Linked DNA regions of Mus musculus: all the other regions are linked to region 1. The links are chromatin loops, found by intact Hi-C in ENCODE. Cell type or tissue: heart. All regions are shown on one strand. Links, peaks and the distances in the headings refer to the core of each region. The heading gives the core; the rest is flanking DNA.

Region 1 (6,726 bases), core at 2,727-6,726:
ACTCAGGTGTCAGCGGGAGTCTAGAACCTGCCAGAAGACAGCAGAAGTCCTGAGGCTGACACAGAGAAGAGAAGGGCAGGCAGCCTAGAGGTTGAGAACCACGGGTGGGCTGCTAGTCAGGCTTTCTGACCGCTGCATCTCTAGGTCCTCAAGTGATGCTTGCCTCTCACTAGGTTCTCACAAATCTGAGCAATTAAGTGGATTTGAGAGATAATAAGAGACTCAGCAGGTAACTCTGGAAAGTAGACAGGACAGACAGACATATTGATTCAGTTTCTTTTTTCTTTTTTTCTTTTAGATATTTATTTATCCCTCCGGCCCAAAGATTTATTTATTATAAACAAGTACACTGTAGCTGTCTTCAGACACTCCAGAAGATGATGTCAGATCTTGTTAGGATGGTTATGAGCCACCATGTGGTTGCTGGGATTTGAACTCAGGACTTTTGGAAGAACTGAGCCATCTCACCAGCCCTTGATGCAGTTTCTTTGAGAAGGCTTAAAAAGAAATACAAGATGGAAACTGGGGAGAGATGGCTCAACGGGTAAGATCAATGACTGCTCTTCCAAAGGTCCTGAGTTCAAATCCCAGCAACCACATGGGGGCTCACAACCACCCGTAATGAGATCTGATGCCCTCTTCTGGTGTGTGTCTAAAGACAGCTACAGTGTACTTACATATAATAATAAATAAATCTTTGGGCTGGAACGAGCAGGAACTGAGCGAGCAGAGGTCCTAAAAATTCAATTCCCAACAACCATATGAAGGCTCACAACCATCTGGAAGAGAGCAGTCAGTGCTCTTAACTGCTGAGCCATCTCTCCAGCCCCTAAAAATAACTTTTCAAAATAAGAGACTTGCCGGGCGTGGTGACGCACGCCTTTAATCCTGCCACTGGGGTGGCTCTCTGTGAGTTCAAGGCCAGGCTGATCTGCAGAGTTCCAGGATAGCCAAGTTCACATAGAGAAACCGAGTTTTGAAAAACCAATAAACATATAAAAATAAAATTAAATGTAGGGAGAATCAAAATATAATCAAAATTCAGAGGCCAGTGAATCCATCTGAAGTGTCTCCCTAAGAAATACTACATTTGTAGCTGATTTTTTTTTTTTTTTTTTTTTTTTTTTTTGGTTTTTTGAGACTGGGTTTCTCTGTATAGCCCTGGCTGTCCTGGAGCTCACTTTGTAGACCAGGCTGGCCTCGAACTCAGAAATCTGCCTGCCTCTGCCTCCCGAGTGCTGGGATTAAAGGCGTGCGCCACCACGCCTGGCTTGTAGCTGATTTTGAAGGAAGGAAATAACTTGAGTTGACAGAAGCTGGAGGCATTTTCAAATCAGAGTACTAACAAATCCAGCCCGAACTCTGGTGCAGTGAGGGCAGTGCAGGTGGCCTCAGGTCTGCAAGGACAGAGGAAGACATGGCTGAGTCTTCAGCCATGGTGAGACACCAGCATGAGAGATGGGGTCTTCCAAAAGAGGAAGTGGGAGGCAAGGCAATTGCCAAAGGTCTTCTGGTACCCAGTAACAGTTTTCCATTGGTACCGGCAGCTGGAATACCAGAGGCAGCAGCTCCTGGCCGACCGGCAAGCCTTCCACATGGAGCAGCTGAAGTATGCAGAGATGAGGGCCCGGCAGCAGCACTTCCAGCAGATGCACCAGCAGCAGCAGCAGCAGCCACCAACCTTGCCCCCAGGCTCCCAGCCCATACCTCCCACCGGGGCTGCTGGACCACCTACAGTCCATGGTCTAGCTGTGCCTCCAGCCGCTGTGGCCTCTGCCCCTCCTGGCAGTGGGGCCCCTCCTGGAAGCTTGGGCCCTTCTGAACAGATTGGGCAGGCAGGGACAACTGCAGGGCCACAGCAGCCACAACAAGCTGGAGCCCCTCAGCCTGGGGCAGTCCCACCAGGGGTACCCCCCCCTGGACCCCATGGTGAGTGTGGGTTCCAGGATATGTTTGCTATAGAGCTACAGGCAGATGTTCTGGTTCCTTTGAAGGGAATACCTTGGGTATAAATGTTTGTTGCAGTTCCTACAGGTGAACTCCATTGTATTCTGTCCCCAAACTAGCAGGGATGTGTTCCCAAACACAGATACATGGAACTTTATTCCACGAATCTACAGCTTATTCTAGTGCCAGGAGAAAGGGGATAGCACCAGCAGGTAGCTGTGCAGCTTGTGCGGTGGGTAAGATTCCACCCCCTCACCCTCGTGTTCTCTTTATTTCTAGGCCCCTCACCGTTCCCCAACCAACCAACTCCTCCCTCAATGATGCCAGGGGCAGTGCCAGGCAGCGGGCACCCAGGCGTGGCGGGTAATGCTCCTTTGGGTTTGCCTTTTGGCATGCCGCCTCCTCCTCCTGCTGCTCCATCCGTCATCCCATTCGGTAGTCTAGCTGACTCCATTAGTATTAACCTTCCCCCTCCTCCTAACCTGCATGGGCATCACCACCATCTCCCGTTTGCCCCGGGCACTATCCCCCCACCTAACCTGCCTGTGTCCATGGCGAACCCTCTACATCCTAACCTGCCGGCGACCACCACCATGCCATCTTCCTTGCCTCTCGGGCCGGGGCTCGGATCCGCCGCAGCCCAGAGCCCTGCCATTGTGGCAGCTGTTCAGGGCAACCTCCTGCCCAGTGCCAGCCCACTGCCAGGTGAGAAGGGGCCAGGAGGGGAAAGGGTGAGGGAGAGGGCTCTACATTATGGGAGGGAGTCAAGTAGGGAAAGGGCTAGATCCTAGAATTTCCACAGCCCTGTTCAATGCTGTGATAAAACTAGAGCACAGGAGGAAGGCCTCTTTGGCTGTCCTCCATTTCCCAACTGGGCAGCTGCCACCGCTGGGGTGACAGGGCTTTCACTGGTGGGTCATGGAGGAATCCAGTGGTTCAGAGGACCTCAGCTGTAAACCTGGAGCCTAGCTACCGTCTGCATGGCGATGGCTTTCCTTGAGTGTTCCCACCACATTCAGATACCCTATTTAGACCTTGGGGAGAGGAAGAAGGTTTGGGATATAAGGTTTTTCCAGTGTCAGGCGGAAAAGAGTGTTGAGAAAAAGAAATTACACATAGTGGGTACCTCATTCATCTACCCACCCACTGCATGCCATGCCCAGTTCTGTTTGTGTGTGGAGCCTGGGACTGGATCAATCCCTCTGCGTGCTTCAGCTTATTCATCTTCCTTTTCTCCACAGACCCAGGCACCCCGCTGCCTCCAGACCCCACAGCTCCAAGCCCAGGCACAGTCACCCCTGTGCCACCTCCACAGTGAGGAACCAGCCAGCCATCTCTCCCCCTCACTCCCCATGGAGATCACAGTTCCAGGAACAGCCCTCCCCCACTACTGGGACCCTCCCTCAGCCTGAAGAGTTCATCACTACGTAAGGAAAGCTCCTCCTGCCCCCTCACCACCCCCACCATGCCCAGCAGAGGTGTGCAGTTTTATATCCAATTATTATCCACGGACTTCTGACTAAAAGATGTTTCTAATGCCTGGGAGAGAGAATAGGAGGGAAAGATGTTTATACGAGGTTCTACTAACTGGTTCTGAGGGTCTACCCCTTCAGAATTACTGCATTTTTGAAGTGATAACATGAAAATGAAACCCTTTAAAAGGGAGGTTTTAAAAAAAGACACTTCGGAGCCCACAAAAAAAGAACTTTTTTAATTATTATTATTATTATTTTGAGGGGAAAGGGCAGGTTTTAAGAGGAATTAAATTTCTGGGGCAAGGTGTGAGGTGGAATAGGGCACCGAGCCTGTCTCCCTGAGCCCTTGGCAGTGCTGAGTCAGCTCCCCTCACCCATTCCAGTTTATTCATACAAATCCCTCCTGCTGCTCGTCATGGTTGCTGTTTTAGGCCCAGTTCAGCCAATGACCTTTTCCTCCAGTCAGCTTTGTGTTTGTGTTTAAGTCACCTGCTTACTCGTCAGCGTCTGTGTACTTGTGGGAAATGTAGTTTTCGGGGATTCTGTGGTAGGAAATAGAGGAAGAAGGGGCCTCAGTTGGGCTCTTCTTCCTGCTTTCCTAGTTGTATCTGTGAGTGCCCAACAGGCATCAGAGGGGGAGCTCTAAGAGGATGGGGGGCCTGCAGACCCTCAAGTTTGAAAAGCACTTAAGCACCTACTTTTGACAGTGGGACAGTCTGCTAACTTCTGCCCCCACCAACCAAGCCTGACAGAACCCAGTGATAGCTAGGAGTTCCCCAAATGAGGACAAAGATTTGGGAGCAGTGCAGCGTGCCTCTGCACTCCAGGTCTTCCTCTTCACCCCCTACTTGGAGGCAGACACAATTCCAGGCCGCACCAGAGCCTGGCCCCTCCCACCAGGCGCTTTGCTCCTTCTGTCCCAGCGTCTCCTTCCTCTGCATCTCCACACCTTTCTTCTGTTCAAAGTCTTCTGTAAAATTTTCTTTCCTTCTTTGTTCTTTTCTTTTTCCTTTTTTTTTTATAAATTAATTTGCTTTCAGTTCCATCTTGTGGGTGCCTCTGTGTTCTCTTAGCTGTGGCTGCTAGGCAGGGAGCAGATTGGGCTGGGGCAGCCTTCCTGGAGTCCCTCACTGGACATTCACCAGGGTTGCAGAGGCCCACAGCCATCAGCCTCTTGCCACAAGAGGCCACACAGCAGTCAGGAAGGCAGCAGCGGCAGCAGCAGCAGGAGCAGCAGCTGTCACCTACTCAAGATTGAGCTCCGGGAAGCACATCCCTACAGCGTGGACCTGAATCCTTTTAAACATGGCTGCATTCCTTCCCTTATTAGGGAGGAGGCAGGCCTACACCTACTTCTGTTGCTATTGGCCCCTAGCCCTGCAGCAGACAAGACAGGCTCTGGCAGCACTAATATGTCCTGGCATTTTAGCTTCAGTAAACATTCACAGGCTTTCCCACAAAAGGCGTTCGGTACTTGGGTGAGTGGGGGCCAAGAATTTAACCTGAAAAGGAATAGATACCCCACACACAAACACACATAGCTACCTTGATCCTATAGGGATTTGTGACTTTTCTTCATTTCCCACAGGGGAGCCTTTCATTAATGGTTACTACAAGCACTTGATCCAGTTTTCCCTGGCCCCCAGCTTGAGCTTTGTTTCAGGATAGACAACATCATCACCACCTCACATTTTCCTCCCACCTGCTCAGGAAAGAAAGAAAGAACCAAAAGAGGGCAAAGAGAGCAAATTTTATTTGGTGAAGGCAAACATCATCCAAAAGAAACCAAATGGGCAAGGTGCTGTGACAGGGGAGCCTCTGGAGCCACACAGAAATCACACTGGGCAAGGAACAGACTCGGGATACAGAATGTCCTCAGCCATTCAGCACCATCCGGACAAGCTCTGTGGAGAAGAGAGGCGGAGTCAGCCGAGGAGAGGGCTGGGGAGGGGTACCCATGGGCCAGGAGACCACGAGACCATGAAGGTGGCAGGAGGGAACATGCCCATAGCAACCAACCTTGGGTCAGTTTTCAAAAGAGCCACTCAGAGTGGCCAGTTCTCTCTGTCCCTGGTTCCCCTCCCACTGGCTGTTAGCCCCCACCCCCAATCTAAATAGCAAGAACATAGCAGAGGCAGAAAAGTTCTCAGCTACACCTACAGTTATGGTCAGCCACTGGCAGGAGGAGAGGTCAGCTTTGGGTTAGGGTACCTCCACGCTGTCCAGTAGAGGGATGGAAAAAGGACTTTTGTTTTAGCAGCAGAATGGGGCAGTTAGCTCAACCCTGCCCCCGCCAACTCTAGAATCACCATCAGACCAGCCTTCCCTACAAGCTGGTGAGCGTTCCCAGACACCAGCACCAAGACCCCTGTAAGTCAAATCTCAGAGACCATTCTAGGAGAGGAGGTACCACACCCCCAAACTGCATTCCTCATTGAGGAATTTCTCCCCTCCCAAGCCAGCTCCATGCAGAGTCATGCCAGGAGTAAGGCAGATGGTAGTAGGGTATGGCCAGAGGCTAGAGCACAGGTTGGGAAGGAAAAAAAAACACTAGGGAGATAACTAGAGGAGAGGCTGGGAGGAGCCGTACCCGCCCCATGGGCCCGTCACCCCGACAGGATATGCCTCACAAATGCTGCAGGAAGGAAGAGACATTAATGGTGAAGACAAGACACAGACATGGGGTGAAGGGGTCAGGCAGTGGAACAGACATTCTGTTTACGTCCCATTCCTAGCCCACCCTCCGTCCTCCATCACCCCCCCCTTTACTGCTGTCTCCCCAACAGTTCCCTCCCAGGCTGGACTGAGCCTTGCTTGCCCCTTTGACTCCCGACTCCCTTCTGGAACCAAGTCTAGGAATACAATGCCTCTTTAACATCTCCTGAACGACCATTTCCTCACAGGCCCCAGTTTATGGTCTGCCCCTCACCTTCATAGTTGATGCAACCATTGCTGTCCTCATGCCCCGCCACTAGCATCTCTACTTCTTCCTCTGTCATCTTCTCGCCTGCAGAGGAAGGAACATTCTTAGAACTGAGTGACTGACGGGTGAAATATATCAGGTGGCAGCTCAGCTCCAGAAAGGTCACAGACCCTTACCCAGTGTGACTAGGACATGACGGATTTCAGCACCCATGACGGTGCCATTTCCTTCCTTGTCAAACACACGAAGGCCTTCAACATAATCCTCGTAGGTTCCCTGGTCCTTGTTCTTGGCCACGGTCTGCAGCATGGGCAGGAAGTGCTCAAAGTCCAGCACCTTCACATTCATCTCTGTCATGTGGGAGGTGGAGGTGTCAGACAA
Region 2 (7,188 bases), core at 1,659-5,658, 350 kb before region 1:
TGTAGCCCAGGCTGGCCTCAAAAAATCACAAAGATCCAACTGCCTCTGCCTCCCAAATGCTGGGATTAGAGGTGTGTACCACCATGCCCAGCTCAAGAGGATGTTTCTATCTCTAAAAGTGTTTATATGCACTGTATGCATGGGTATATATGTATATACACATACAGGAATAATATATATTATTATATATTATATATTACACACACACATATACATCTATATATACACACACACATATACATATATATATATATATATACACATATATATATATATATATATATATATATACACACACATAAAAATCACATGTTATGCTCCAACATACCATTTCTTTGTGTGTACTATATAGAAAAGCTTTACATTCGTTCACTTAACACACACAGTAGGAAAAGCCTCACACCTCACCTGATAGGAAGACACAGGAGATGGAAGATACGGGGCTAGCGCAGATTGAGCAAGCATCCTGCTGTGGGCGATACTGTAAGGAGCTGCGTAGAACCTGCAGGAGAGGCCTTTGTTCAGTGAGAAGCCTCGGGGAGCCAGAGCCACCTCCACTAACTGCTGTTTGAAAATTAGAATGAAACACCCTTACCCATTCTGAAGGGCAGCAGTGGGGTCATAGGTCAAGGCCATACCGCCCTGTAAGAAAGAAGGTAGTGTCCATATTGCCAGCCCAGAATACCCACATGTCCCATGACAGGTTTTGGGGACTGCGCTAAAGAGCGAGTAGACACCAGGGCTCAGCCACACATCTTACTCTCAAGCTTCCCACCTACACGCACAGAAGCCAGGCTGCGCCATTTCCAACTCTAATGCTCTCAGGGTTCGTGCTTCCTCGGGGATCTTTTTACCATGTCTCCGTTCCTTGGCCAGGCCCGTCCATTTTGCACGTATCTTCCTTGGCTCTGTCGTTTCTTTGGCCCACCGTCAGCAAATTTGCAAAGCAAAGGGTCAGAAGGTGCTGTCAAGAGAAAACATACACAGTTGCTGGGCCACGGGGCAGTACCCATTCCTCCAATGGCTCCCAGCCCGAGTCCCAGAGGCCTCACCTGCTACTCCAGGGGGTGTCTTTATATACTTTCCATTAAAGTGGGTGATGATGGCTTCACACTTCTCTGTTGACTCCATCCTAAGACGCACATGAGGAGTAAGACCACCTGTCCGGGATATGTGTCCTACACATACTCACAGGCTCCTAGACCCACAAATACTGGAGAATGTTTATGTCCTACATGTTCATTTCGAGGCACCTAGCTTTCCTTTTTATTTATTTTTTTAAACACAGGCTATCTCTCTGTGTGTGTATTTTATATATACCTCTGCCTGGCCTCAAACCCTGTGTCTGAGAATGGCTTTGATCTGATTCTCCTGCCTCAGTGTTACAACTGCAGAAAAGTTCTACCGTGTCTGACTGCTATGGAGTGCTGGAAGTTGTCATGCAGGGTGAGCCCGCACTCGCTGACTGAGTAGCCCAGGCCCTAATGGTGAGCTGATGAGATGGTTCAGTGGATAATGGCATTTTTTTCAGCAGGCCCAACGACTTGAGTTCCATCCCTGGAACCCACATGGTATAAGGAGAGAGCCAACTCCTGATAGTTGTCCTCTGACCTCCACACATGCACTGTAACACACAAACATGCACATATGTACATAAGAAATAAACGTAAAGTTTTTTCAGTGGTCATGGAACTATTTTTTAAAAATTCCTAATGATGTCAGCATGATGGCGCATGACTTTGACCTCAGTGCTCGAGAAGCAGAGACTGGTGTCTCTCTGAGTGTTCCAGACCAGCCTGGGTCTACTTATCAAGTTCCAGGCCAGCTGGGGCTACAATGACACTGTCTCAAAAAAGAAAAAAAAAAAAAAGAAGTGAAGTGAAGTGGAGAAATGGCTCAGTGGGTAAGAGTACCTATTGCTCTTGCAGAGGACCCAGGTTCTGGTGCAAGTACTAACAGGATACCTCACAACCATGTGTAATAACTTACAGTGGATCCAATGCCCTCCTCTGACCTCTGAAGATAACAGGCTCACACTTGGTGCACATAAATGCATGTACACAGAAGACTCTTACACATACAAGTAAATATTTAAAGGAGAGAATTGACTCCTGTGAGCTTCCTCTGGCCTCCACAGAAATGTGATGCCATATTTGTTCTCCCCCCATGAATTGATAAATAAATGCCTTTTTTTTTTTTTTTTTTTTTCAAAGCAGAGTTTCTCTGTGTAGACCTGGCTGCTCTGGAACTCACTCTGCAGATCAGGCTGGCCTTGAACTCAGAGACCCACCTGCCTCTGCCTCCTGAGTGCTGGGATTAAAAAGGTGTGCAGCCACTACTACCTGTCATAAAGAAATGCTTTTTAAAGGGTGTGAGGGCTCTTGCCCCATACGTGATACAGAGGGGGAAAGCACAAGAAAAGAATGAAGGTGTAGGTACCAGTGGCCGTTCACCACCCAAGGCTCTGTAAGTCAGAGCACTCAGGAAAAGTGACCACATCCTCGTCTATGCACCAGCTACAGCTTCCTTCCGAAGTACAGACTGCTGAGCGGTTCCTGCTTGTTTCTGATTTTCTGAAATGGGAATCTTGTTGTATAGCCCCTGTCTCAGTGTTCACATGCTGGGATTTCAGCAGCTCTATACTTGGACTGGCAAGATGGCTCAGCAGATCAGAGAGCTTGCTGCCAAGTCTAATGACATGAGTTTGATCCCTGGAACCGACATGGTAAAGGAGAAAAATTGATTCCTAAAAGTTGTCCTCCATACACACACACACTCACAAATTAACAAATAAAATGTAATAGAAACATAAATGAGGGCCAGAGAGATGGCTCAGCAGTTAAGAGCACTGACTCTTCCAGAGGTCCTGAGTTCAAATCCCAGCAACCACAGGGTGGCTTACAACCATCTGTAATGAGATCTGATGCCCTCTTCTTCTGGTATGTCTGAAGACAGCTACAGTGTACTTACATATGGTAAATAAATTTAAAAAAAATAATAAACAAAACACAGGCAGTTATTTAATCCCAGCTGCTGGTGAACTATGTGAAGAACTGCCTGTATTGGGTTTAACTGTGAGCTTGTCAGCATGTCTCCCAGGGACTGTCTTCCATTAATTCACTTGGGTGGCACCATTCCCTAGGCAGGGACTGTTCCCTAGATGGGGGCCCTAAGCTGTGTCAGAGTGGAGAAGGCAAAGTGAGCCTAAACGGGCAAGCAAGCATGCATGAACTCATCCTGTCCTGGGTTCTGTCCGACAGGGCCTCTCAGTATAAGCTTTTTCAGCCTGGAACTGACTCTATTCACCAAGCTGTCCCTTCCACTCCACCCACTTCTGCCTCTTGAGTGCTGGGATTACAGGGACCACCACACCCTCCTTCCTAAGTATCCTTTTGTCCCGGTGTTTAAGCACAGTAACAAAAATGGAACCAGGACACATCACAAAAGAAAAAGGGCCAGGCGTGGTGGCGCACGCTTTTGATCCTAGCACTCGGGAGGCAGAGGCAGGCAGATTTCTGAGTTGGAGGCCAGCCTGGTCTACAGAGTGAGTTCCAGGACAGCTAGGGCTACACAGGGAAACCCTGTCTCGAAAAGCAAAACAAACAAGCAAACAGTGTGTGAGCCGAAAGTGGAAGAACACAAGTCCAAGACTCTTCCTCTTGTATTACCCAAGGTTGACATTAGGTGGCGCTACGCAGACTGAGCCTATTCAGAACTAGTATTTTTCTAGCCACAGCCTCTATTTTATTGGAGAGGCTGTTCTTTGAGACGGTATCTCACATAGTCCAGGGGCTCCCCATCCTCTTCCAAATGTCAGGATTGTGATGGGCCAAGATAACCCACTTCACTCCCAGTCTGAGCAGGCTAAGAGACTGAAACACAAAACCCAGACCTTTAAGCTAAAAACAATTAACAACTAACAGACTCTCCTCTCAAGTGAAACTCACTTGTTTGATTTTTCAATATTTTATTTATTTGTTTGTTTATTGAGCTAGGGTCTCACTCTCAATTCGGCAGGTCTTGAATTCCAAGTGATCCCTCTCATCTGAGCTACAGATCAGGCCTTGAATAGTTTGTTGTTTTGGTGTTTGTTTGTTTGTTTGTTTGTTTCAAGAGAAGAGTTTTTCTGTGTAACAGAGCCTTGGCTGGCCTGGAACGTGATCTATAGACCAGGCTGGCCCTGAACACATAGAGATCCTCCTGCATCTGCCCTCTCAACCACTGCTTGACTTCCACTGTTGATTTTGAGACAGACTCTTAAAAAAAACAAAAGCAAAAACAAAAACAAAAATCAACTTGGGCTGACTGTAAACAGTCTATGTACAACTTTCCAAGCACAAGGGTTACAGGTGTGTACAAACTTTGAGGGGTTCACCTTCAACTTCTGATTCTCCTGCCTCCACAACCCAAGTGCTAAAATGTCATTAGATACCCATTTTATTCCATGCTGTAGATCAAATTTTGGGGGGGGGGGTCCCATGCCTACTAAGCAAGCACTCTACCCACAGAGCTACATTACCACCCTGTCTTGAGCTTGGACTCATGATGTAGTTAGTGCTGGCTAGCCTGGAACTCACATTCTTTCAGATATGGCCACTTTGAACTTGCAGAGATTTTCCGCCACTCAAAACAAAAAGTCTTTGCAACAATGTTTCACATGTATTTATTTTGTATGTGTTAGCATTCTCTCTAAGATCCATCCCACAGTTACCTGGCAACAGCCAGGGATGCTCCACCCCACAGTACCTGGCAACACCCAGGGATGCCTGATGAGCTGCTTGCTCCCTCTTGCTCATGTTCTGTCCTCTCCTCTCTCTCCTCCCTCCCCTCCATCTCTCCACGTGCTCATGGCAGCCTCTTCTCCTCTACTTCTTCTCTTCTCTTCTCCTCTACTTCTCTTCTCTTCTCTCTGCCTTTCTCTGCCTCTACTACCCTCTTAACTCCCCCCTCCCATGCCCTTAATAAACTCTATTACTATACCATCATGTGGTTGCTCCCTCAGGGGGAAGGGATGCCTCAGCATGGGCCCACCAAGGTACCCCCTCCCCCCCATACCTGACTATACCTCCATAGAACATAACTCCCCCCCCCACTTTCTTTGTCTTTTTATAAAAACATCAGTATGTGTGTGTAGTCATGTGAGTGGTGGGGGGGGGTCAAACATGTTGGCAGGCTTCAACAGCAAGCATCTTTACGTGCTGATCAACCATGTAAGCACCCAAGCAAAATCTTTTTTAAAAAAGTAAGTCATTTTTAGGTAGGCTAAGATCAGGTGAAGCTCCATGACACATGAGCCCAGGAGAGGGCAGCCTAGAGAAGGAGAGATCTGGGTAATCAAACTCCACAGAGAACGCTAAAGCTCAGCAATGTCCTACAACACAGGGCAGCCACTGCACAGGTTGTTCTAGGATAGAAGTCTCCCTGAAGATCCAGAGAGCATAGCAAATCTTCCACTTCATCCTACTGATCTGAGGACTAGGTCCAGGCCTGACAGAGTTTAAATGAGGTGTGGAGTGGGAATGGTCAGCTGTAAGGGCACAGAATCGGACGAACAAAAGCTAGGTTAGCAGAGGCAATGGGAAAGGAAGCCGAAGGACATCCATGAGGTGAGGCGTGGTGGAGCATGCCTAGAATCCCAGCGTCTGGGAGGCAGAGGCAGGAGGATTGCAGGCAGTTTTTGTTATGTGCCAGGCCCTTAGTTTAATATTCAACACACACACACACACACACACACACACACACACACACACGATTTACTACCAAGGGTTTAGACAACTTGCATTCATGTATGTATTATGTATGTGCAGAAGCTGCCGCACATGTGAAGGTCAGAGGACCACCTTCTGGGGTCAGTTTTTCCTTCTACCGTCTGGGCTCCAGGGATCAAACTCAGGTCACCAGGTTTGCTGTCAAGCACTTTTACCTGCTGAGCTACTTTGCTGCCTCTTATTAGGTTTGTTTGTTTTGGGGTTTTTTTGGTTTTTCAAGACAGAGAAACCCTGTCTCAAAACTCACCAGGCTGGCCTCGAACTCAGAAATCCGCCTGCCTCTGCCTCCCAAGTGCTGGGATTAAAGGCGTGTGCTACCACACCCGGCTTATTAGGTATTTTTGACAATTATTTTGGTCTAGTTCAGGGGAAGGGCACTGTGTGTGTGTGTGTACGCCTATGTGTCTATATGTGTATGTATGTGTGTATCTCTGTGTGTATTTGTGTGTGTCTGTGTGTGATTCTGTGCGTGTGTGTCTGTGCGCATCTGTATGTGCATCTGTGTGTGTATGTGTTGTTTCCTAAGTTATTTCTTGCTAGCCACTCTCAGTCATCCCTTACCTTGCAAAGCCGACCCCTCTGCTGGCCCCACTAGTGTCTCGAAGGATCCGAGTAGAGATGACCTGGCCAAAGGGCTTCAGCATCCCCTCCAGTTCCTGCTCGTCCATTGACAGAGGGAGGTTTGAGATGTATAAGTTTGTAGGGTCTTGCTCCTGTTGCTATGGACACGAAGGTGAAAACTGAGGCTCACATCTTGCTCCCCATCCCATCCTCAGCCCTCATGCACAGAATAACATTTGAGAAGAGAAGCATTAAGGGGGGGATCCAAACACAGAGAACCTTCTGTTTGTAATACCCAGAACTGTCACCGTGTACTACACACCTAGTCCAGGAAGAGAGATTATAATATTTACCACGTCTACTGCTGTACAATCCAGTAACACAAGCCACCTACCAGCTGTCTCTTTAAGAAGCAGGCAGAACAAGTTTTCCTCTTGCCCTGCAGCCTGGCCCTGAGGTTAGATTCCTTTCTCCTGACTTGTCAACTCCACAGTTCAGAATGATTTCTCTCCCTCTCTTCTGCCACAGCAGACTCGGCTAAGGGGGCTACCTGGTCACTGGCGGATGGGAGGGAAGCAGGGAGGGCAGCAGGAAGGAAACAGAAAGGGCAGGGTGTGCTGTGCAGTGATTTACCCCAAAGGTGTTTGGGAGCCCCAGGGAGAGGCTGCACTAGGGGCAGGGTGGAGGTTCCTGGAGGGCTCAATGACAGTTCTGCCTAAGGGCTTGATTTTGAATTCCTGATCCTTCTGTCTCCTTCCCAAGTGCTGGGATCACAGGTGTGTGCACAACACCCACTCCAGAGCTGTTTTCAAGCCTGTCAATCATTACACTGCTTTAGTCAGTCCTTTTCAGCAACCTT
Region 3 (7,188 bases), core at 1,659-5,658, 370 kb before region 1:
CCTTTGTCATCCATCCTGTTTGAACTAGACTGAGATCCATCCCTACAGCTCTGTAACACTTAATCTTTCTTTTCTTTTTGCTGCCACTTTTCCCTCAAAACTTCCCCCATGTTCGTTCCCCTGCAGTGAGATTGACAAGACTCTGGAAAGTGTGTCTAGCTGCAGGAAGAACAAGTGGATTGTTGAAGGCCGACTCCGGAGGTAGGGACAGGACAGAGTAGAGCCCAGAGGGAGGGTGAGGCATAGCCAGGGCTCTGGAAAATGTAAATTTCAAGTGTTTCTTTTTTGGTATTATATTCTTCACCAGCGTCTTAGCCTAATTTCTATTTCTTAAGACTGAAAACTGCTCTGGCCAAGCGAACTGGGCGGCCTGAGGTTATGATGGAAGGGGCAGAAGACGGCCTAGGACGGAGGCGCAGTTCTCGGATCATGGAGGAAACCAGTGGCATAGAAGAGGAGGAAGAGGAAGAAAATACAACAGCTGTCCATGGCCGCAGGGGTCGAAAAGAAGGAGAGGTACAGACCAAAGTCAATTAGAAAGTTTTCATCTTTTTTTTGGATCTGGTAGCTCTCCTTTCTCAATGTCCGCTTGTTTCTGTGCAGATTGATGTTGCAGCATCTAGCATTCCAGAGCTAGAGCGCCATATAGAAAAACTCAGTAAGGTACCATGTTTTTAATCTCATAAAAGTCGGGAAATGTGGGTTGCACAAGAGCTGAAGCCCTTGTTCAAATTATATCAGTTTTGTAGGGAGGTTGATAGGCTTCAGTTCTCTCATGGGTACTGAAGTCCATCATGCCATGATGGAAATGGTTTCTATTCCTTTTCCATTTCCTACCCAGCGTCAGCTCTTCTTTAGAAAAAAGCTGCTTCACTCATCCCAGATGCTTCGGGCAGTGTCCTTGGGTCAAGACCGCTATAGACGCCATTACTGGGTATTACCGTATCTTGCTGGTATCTTTGTGGAAGGATCGGAAGGGAGCACAGGTAGGTGCAACTGTGGAAGTTTGGGGTGAAGTCCAGACAAAAGTGAGCACTTCCTTCTGCCTAGTCCTCGTGGGCTTTTGACTCTGTGGCGTGGTAGACTAAAGAGTCAAGCTACTCACCTACTTCTGCTGTCACACACCAGCTATAGGCTTCAGTTTCTTCATCTGTAGACTGTGGCCATAGTGATGTAGACATACGTCCTAGGAGAGTGAGAATGGGGCTAGAGAGGCCACAGAGTTAAGAGCATGCGCTGCTTTTCCAGAGGACCTGAGTTGGGCTCCTAGCACCACGTCTCACAACCACCTGTCACCTCAAGGATCCTGTGGCCTCCACGGGCACTGCACACACACACACAGAATTTCTTTCAAAGACTACAAAAAATTAAAATGTTTTGTACTCTTTAGTGCTTAACAGACCTTAGATGTAGCTCCATGCCAGGTGTTAACACAATATTCTGTGGTTGATCCCAGACACAGAAAAGCAAACTTTAAAAAGCAAGCATGTTCTGTTTATAGGTCTCATTCTTTTCCATTATACAACAGTATATCTTATGTTCTTTGTTTCTCTTCCCAGTTACTGAAGATGAAATAAAGCAAGAAACTGAGTCCTTGATGGAAGTAGTCACTTCAACACCCAGCTCTGCCCGAGCCTCTGTAAAGAGAGAATTAACTGGCTCCAATGCCTCTACTTCTCCTGCCCGGTCCCGAGGCCGACCTCGAAAACCTAAGCCTGGGTCTCTGCAGCCTCAGCACCTTCAGTCCACCATTAGGGAATGTGATTCAGAGCAAGCCCAGACTCAAGTTCACCCAGAACCCCAGCCTCAGCTTCAGGCCCCTACCCAGCCCCATCTTCAGCCAAGTAGTGGGTTCCTAGAGCCAGAAGGTTCCCCTTTCTCTCTGGGTCAGAGCCAGCATGACCTCAGCCAGTCTGCCTTCTTGTCTTGGCTGAGCCAGACTCAGAGCCACAACTCCCTGTTGAGCAGCTCAGTCCTCACGCCGGACAGCAGCCCAGGGAAACTAGACTCTGCTCCGTCTCAGTCCTTGGAGGAGCCCGAGCCTGATGAGGCTCAGTCCTGCCCTGGTCCTCAAGGTCCCTGGTTTAACTTCTCAGCCCAGATACCCTGTGATGCTGCTCCTACACCACCTCCTGCAGTCTCTGAGGACCAACCTACTCCCTCCCTCCAGCTGCTGGCCTCCTCTAAACCAGTAAGTAGCCAGATCAGTCTGTACTTATCTTGCCCCAGGCTCCCATATCTGGCTGTGAGGCTGTAGCCTGAAGTAGGAAATATGTAAACTCCTTCTTGTCTTCTTTGTAGATGAATACACCCGGTGCTGCCAATCCTTGTTCCCCAGTGCAGCTCTCTTCCACTCACTTGCCTGGAGGGACCCCTAAGAGGCTATCAGGGGACTCTGAAGAAATGTCACAGAGTCCCACTGGGCTGGGGCAACCAAAGCGGAGGGGGAGACCCCCTAGCAAGTTCTTCAAGCAGGTGGAGCAGCATTACTTAACCCAGCTGACAGCCCAGCCTATCCCCCCTGGTGAGCAAACTTGGCTAGGATGGGGCAAACATGGAGGTAATTGCAGTTTCCATTGTGGGCGGTGTGATTGGAGCCTGGTTCCCATCCCCTGGCCTATATGCATACCCTCTGTACACAGAGATGTGCTCGGGCTGGTGGTGGATCCGAGACCCTGAGACACTGGATGTCCTGCTCAAGGCACTGCATCCCCGAGGCATCCGGGAGAAGGCGCTTCACAAACATCTTAGCAAGCACAAGGACTTTTTGCAGGAAGTTTGTTTACAGCCCTTAACTGGTAAGTGAGAGACCTTGACCCAACCTGACCTAGAGAAGCTGCCATCATTTATAGACCACTCTCTCTTCCCAGATCCCATCTTTGAGCCTAATGAGCTCCCTGCCTTGGAAGAAGGCGTTATGAGCTGGTCCCCCAAAGAGAAGACGTACGAGACAGACCTAGCTGTGCTCCAGTGGGTGGAGGAGCTGGAGCAGCGGGTTGTCCTCTCCGATCTGCAGATTCGGGTACCTGGGGTTGGCATTGGGGAGGGAATTGCTTAGGGAGGGTTTTGGTTTTGGTTTGGTTTATTTTTATGTATTGGATGTTTTGCCTGCGTGTTGCCTGCATGTACATTTATATAGTATGTACTATAGTATATAGTATGCGGTGTCCTCAGAGGCTAGAAGTGTCAGATCCTCTCACATTGATCTTAGAGATGATTGTGAACCCCATGACGTGTGTTCTGGGAATTGAACCTAGGCCCCTGTCTCAGCCTTACAGGTGTTGGGATTGCAAACATGAGCCACTACACCTGGCTGGGGAGGGTGCCAGGACAAGCCTTGGTGTCTTCTTCCTGAGTGACCTGCCATGACATCATGACATGCAGTGTTTCCCTTTACAATGCGTTCTGTTTCTCTTTCCCACTGGAAGGGCTGGACATGCCCTACCCCAGACTCCACCAGAGAAGACTTGACCTACTGTGAGCATCTGCCTGACTCCCCGGAGGATATCCCTTGGAGGGGTCGGGGCAGGGAAGGAACAGTACCTCAGCGGCAGAACAACAACCCTCTGGACCTCGCTGTGATGCGATTGGCTGTTCTGGAGCAAAATGTGGAGCGGCGGTACTTGCGGGAGCCCCTCTGGGCAGCCCATGAGGTGGTAGTGGAGAAGGCCCTACTGAGCACACCCAATGGTGCCCCTGATGGCACCTCAACTGAGATGTGAGTGACTCCTGCTGCCTGTTCCTTGGCCTGGGAGAGGCAAGACAAAAGCGTATTCCTCACATGAATCACTGCTTTCTCTGCAGATCCTATGAGATCACCCCTCGTGTCCGAGTTTGGCGGCAGACACTTGAAAGGTGCCGTAGTGCAGCCCAAGTGTGCTTGTGCATGGGCCAGCTAGAAAGGTCCATCGCGTGGGAGAAGTCTGTCAACAAAGTGGTAAGTCTGGAAATACTTGGGAGACAAACTAGTGAGAGTGGGGTCGCGATAGCAGGGTTAGGTTAAGGACTCACTCTGCCTTTTCACGATGGTCCAGACCTGCCTGGTCTGCCGGAAGGGCGATAATGATGAGTTTCTCCTGCTGTGTGATGGGTGTGACCGAGGCTGCCACATTTACTGTCATCGGCCCAAGATGGAGGCTGTTCCAGAAGGAGATTGGTTCTGTGCTGTCTGTCTGTCCCAGGTAAGGCTTCTGCTCTCCCATCTCCATTCTCAAGCAAGACTCCGAGATGTCTTCATCTTCCTTTCTTTAAGCAACAGTCCTCAGATGTCCTGGACGGACCCTCAGGTGCTGCTCCCAGGAATGGGCCTGTGACAGCATGTTTGGGTTGAGTCTGTGTTTGAATAAGCCACCTACAGTCTTTAAGCCCCAGTCATTTCCTCTATAAAATAGCAGTTGCCATGCATTTTACTGACCCTCCCATTGATTGTCTGAATGAGTTCACATGCTGGCTTGTATGTGAGCATTTGAAGCCACAGTCATGGGTAGGCAAGACTGATGAGCAGAGGGTGAGCCGCGCCACCCACACTGCTGCTCACCTGGGCCTATCCTCAGCAGGTAGAGGAAGAGTACACTCAGAGGCCTGGTTTTCCAAAACGAGGTCAGAAGCGGAAAAGTAGTTTTCCACTGACCTTCCCAGAAGGTGACAGCCGGCGGCGGATGTTGTCAAGGAGCCGAGATAGTCCAGCAGTGCCTCGGTACCCAGAAGACGGGCTGTCTCCCCCCAAAAGACGGCGACATTCGATGAGAAGTCACCACAGTGATCTCACATTTTGCGAGTGAGTTAGTGGACTCTAGGACTAACTTTCTGTCTCTGTGCCAGAGAGACTGCAGGAGTCAATGTGTGCTTTTTGTACTAATAGGATTATCCTGATGGAGATGGAGTCCCATGATGCAGCCTGGCCTTTCCTAGAGCCTGTGAACCCTCGCTTGGTGAGTGGATACCGACGTGTCATCAAGAACCCTATGGATTTTTCCACCATGCGAGAACGCCTGCTCCGTGGAGGGTAAGCTGATCTCTCTCTTGCTTCACCCTTTCTTTCTCTCTACTCACAGTCCCATCCACTCTGCCCAGGTACACTAGCTCAGAGCTGACAGCTCACAGCCCTGTCTTCCCCTGCCCAGGTACACTAGCTCAGAAGAGTTTGCAGCTGATGCTCTGCTGGTTTTTGACAACTGCCAGACCTTCAATGAGGATGACTCTGAAGTGGGCAAGGCTGGGCACGTCATGCGACGCTTCTTTGAGAGCCGCTGGGAGGAATTTTATCAGGGAAAACAGGCCAATCTGTGAGGCAAGGAAGTTGGGAGTCACTTTGTGGCATCTTCTCCAACCTTCCAAACAAAAACCTGCCGTTCTCACCTGCTGATGGCTGCCCTGGGTGGACTCAAGTCAGACAATGCTGACTCTTGACTCTGCCCTTGGCAGCACCCACATCCTCTTGTTCCGAATCCCTTTTCTCCCTTCCTCCTCTGGCTCCTCAAATAAGAGATGCAGAGATGAGGTCCTTCTGGATGGAAAGCCAAAAAAGAAAAAATTTTCCTGTCTCTCCTCCTCCTCCCCCCCCCCCCCATTAAAATGGAGAGAGACAAAGAAGTCCTCCTTCCCCTTCCCAGCTTCCTCCCCTCCCTGTCCATGCCTCAGCATCCTGGGGCTATTTAACAATAGCAATAGTTCTAGTGAATGTGTGAAACTGAGAAACACTCTGTACTGTGTGCGGACCCGCAGTGACGGCCAGTAAAGTGGACTTAACTCCCAAGTGTGTCGAGCCGGACACCGGGCCCTGAACATGCTGCTTCCATGTTCAGTCCCCTCCCTGCTTCTCACTTCCTCTCACTCATTCTGTTCTAACTCCTCCCTATTTTTAAGGTTTTGTCTCACCCAGTAATGTAAAACTATCGTGTACGGGTTCTTTACCTTCCCTCCCAGTCTTTTTCCCTTATGTGGAAAACAAAGTTGAGAGCTCTCCTGTCTTTCTGTCCTCATCTTCTGCCTCCCTTCTAGTTAACCCTCTAAGGTGTTGGCTCCTCCTCACATGCTGAGTTTCTGTGAGTCTCTAGCCTTTTCTGAAGCTCGGTGGCTGGGGAGCGGACAGGCAGGCAGTGCCCTAGGCCTTCCAGCCTCCTTCCCCTGCTTCCCAAACCTCCCTCTTGGGAACTCCTCAGGGACAACTACTGCTGAGTTTGAGTGCTCCTCCGAGATGGGGGCCAGGTAGCAATTGACTGGCCTCAGAGAGAGGAGGAGAGAGAGGTGGGTGTGGGTGTGTGTTTTGTGTCTGTGTGTGTGCACGTGCACAGATGAGAGTTGTGATTGTGACCCTGTAGTGTGATGGGACTCATTGTTCCCCACATGTGTTTATTCCCGCCTTCCCATTGTTTCACACCATCAACCTTTTGTCTTTGGGAAAACACAAGAACAAGGGTTCTCTGGGGACAAGGCTGTCTCTCCTCATGGTCATTTCTTTTCCAGCCTCTTCAAACTGTGCAATCTTTTCAGCAGGAACTCCCTCTCCCTTCACTAGCTTTGAGTTTTTGCTGGTAGGGGGGTAGAACTGGATCTTTCCTAAACCATGAGTGTCTGGGTTTAGCTGTGTTTTCCTTCCTTACACCGACTTCATGTCCCAGGACCCCTTTCTTCCCCAGCAGCAGAGACCCTGGAGCACAGAATGGGCAGAGAGGAGGATTTGGGTCTACCACTGCCCTGTGTGTGACTGAGCCCAGGTTAGCCCCCAGCATGAGAGGACAGCTGCTAACTCCAAGCTGTAGCCATGGGCCACTGGCCCCTGCTTTCCTGCTCAGCCAAGCCCCTCCCATCAGAAATTACGGGTACTTGCACTGGGGAGGTGGCTGCTAGCTGACCTAAGCAGGGAGCCAAGGCATCCAAGCAATGTTCCATGGGTGGGCGGAGGATGCCAGGTGAGGTGTAGCATTCCTTGTACTCCAGCAGTACTAAAGAGTGGGGCAGTGCGGGTTCCTGGGCAGCCCTGACTCCTCGACCCACCCTCACCGCACTCCCGGTTGCCTGTTTCTAAAGTCGCCTTTTCTGTCGATGAACCTCAAAACTTAATTTTATTTGAGAATTTTTTTTCTTTTAAATAAGAGGTGGATTGAAGAATATTTGAATTGACTTTATATTATGCATAAATATTTATATTTTATCTAAATAACTGCGCTGTAACAAACTTTGTGTTAG

The links. Peaks named below come from ENCODE experiments on the same cell type or tissue, not always from the same donor. Only the 100,000 strongest peaks of a DNase experiment are listed, where the experiment ranks them.
Region 2: it touches region 1 in a loop (1.9-fold over the local background); 2 of 42 quality-filtered maps call a loop at or near these places.
Region 3: it touches region 1 in a loop (2.0-fold over the local background); 2 of 42 quality-filtered maps call a loop at or near these places.

Annotation. Positions count from the first base shown.
Region 1 is chr10:128,485,708-128,492,433 of GRCm38, forward strand. It overlaps Smarcc2 (SWI/SNF related, matrix associated, actin dependent regulator of chromatin, subfamily c, member 2), which reads left to right. Exons shown (of 29, transcript NM_001372395.1): 27 at 1,548-1,929; 28 at 2,227-2,652; 29 at 3,189-4,884. The coding sequence ends at 3,265. Myl6 (myosin, light polypeptide 6, alkali, smooth muscle and non-muscle) reads right to left here. Exons shown (of 7, transcript NM_001317218.1): 4 at 6,522-6,695; 5 at 6,352-6,429; 6 at 6,013-6,057; 7 at 5,152-5,326. The coding sequence ends at 6,029. Among named protein-coding and RNA genes, the nearest start is that of Myl6, 4.8 kb to the right of the region's middle. In heart, for the core only: no CTCF peak of the experiment used is centred there; DNase peaks (open chromatin) are centred at 3,254, 4,704, 5,414, 5,974 and 2 weaker places; H3K4me3 peaks cover 2,247 bases; H3K27ac peaks cover 3,229 bases.
Region 2 is chr10:128,137,066-128,144,253 of GRCm38, forward strand. Rbms2 (RNA binding motif, single stranded interacting protein 2) reads right to left here. Exons shown (of 13, transcript NM_019711.2): 5 at 6,330-6,487; 6 at 1,053-1,132; 7 at 855-964; 8 at 596-642; 9 at 409-502. Among named protein-coding and RNA genes, the nearest start is that of Gm51821, 15 kb to the left of the region's middle. In heart, for the core only: CTCF peaks have their summits at 3,688 (motif pointing right) and 5,303 (motif pointing right); no DNase peak of the experiment used is centred there.
Region 3 is chr10:128,121,465-128,128,652 of GRCm38, forward strand. It overlaps Baz2a (bromodomain adjacent to zinc finger domain, 2A), which reads left to right. Exons shown (of 30, transcript NM_054078.2): 17 at 127-201; 18 at 336-516; 19 at 604-663; 20 at 842-986; 21 at 1,560-2,191; 22 at 2,302-2,524; 23 at 2,643-2,798; 24 at 2,871-3,022; 25 at 3,429-3,718; 26 at 3,805-3,937; 27 at 4,035-4,181; 28 at 4,554-4,777; 29 at 4,862-5,005; 30 at 5,124-7,188. The coding sequence ends at 5,289. Gm51821 (a long non-coding RNA gene) reads right to left here and starts at 4,099. Exons shown (of 2, transcript XR_003949052.1): 1 at 4,012-4,099; 2 at 530-1,186. In heart, for the core only: no CTCF peak of the experiment used is centred there; no DNase peak of the experiment used is centred there; H3K27ac peaks cover 495 bases.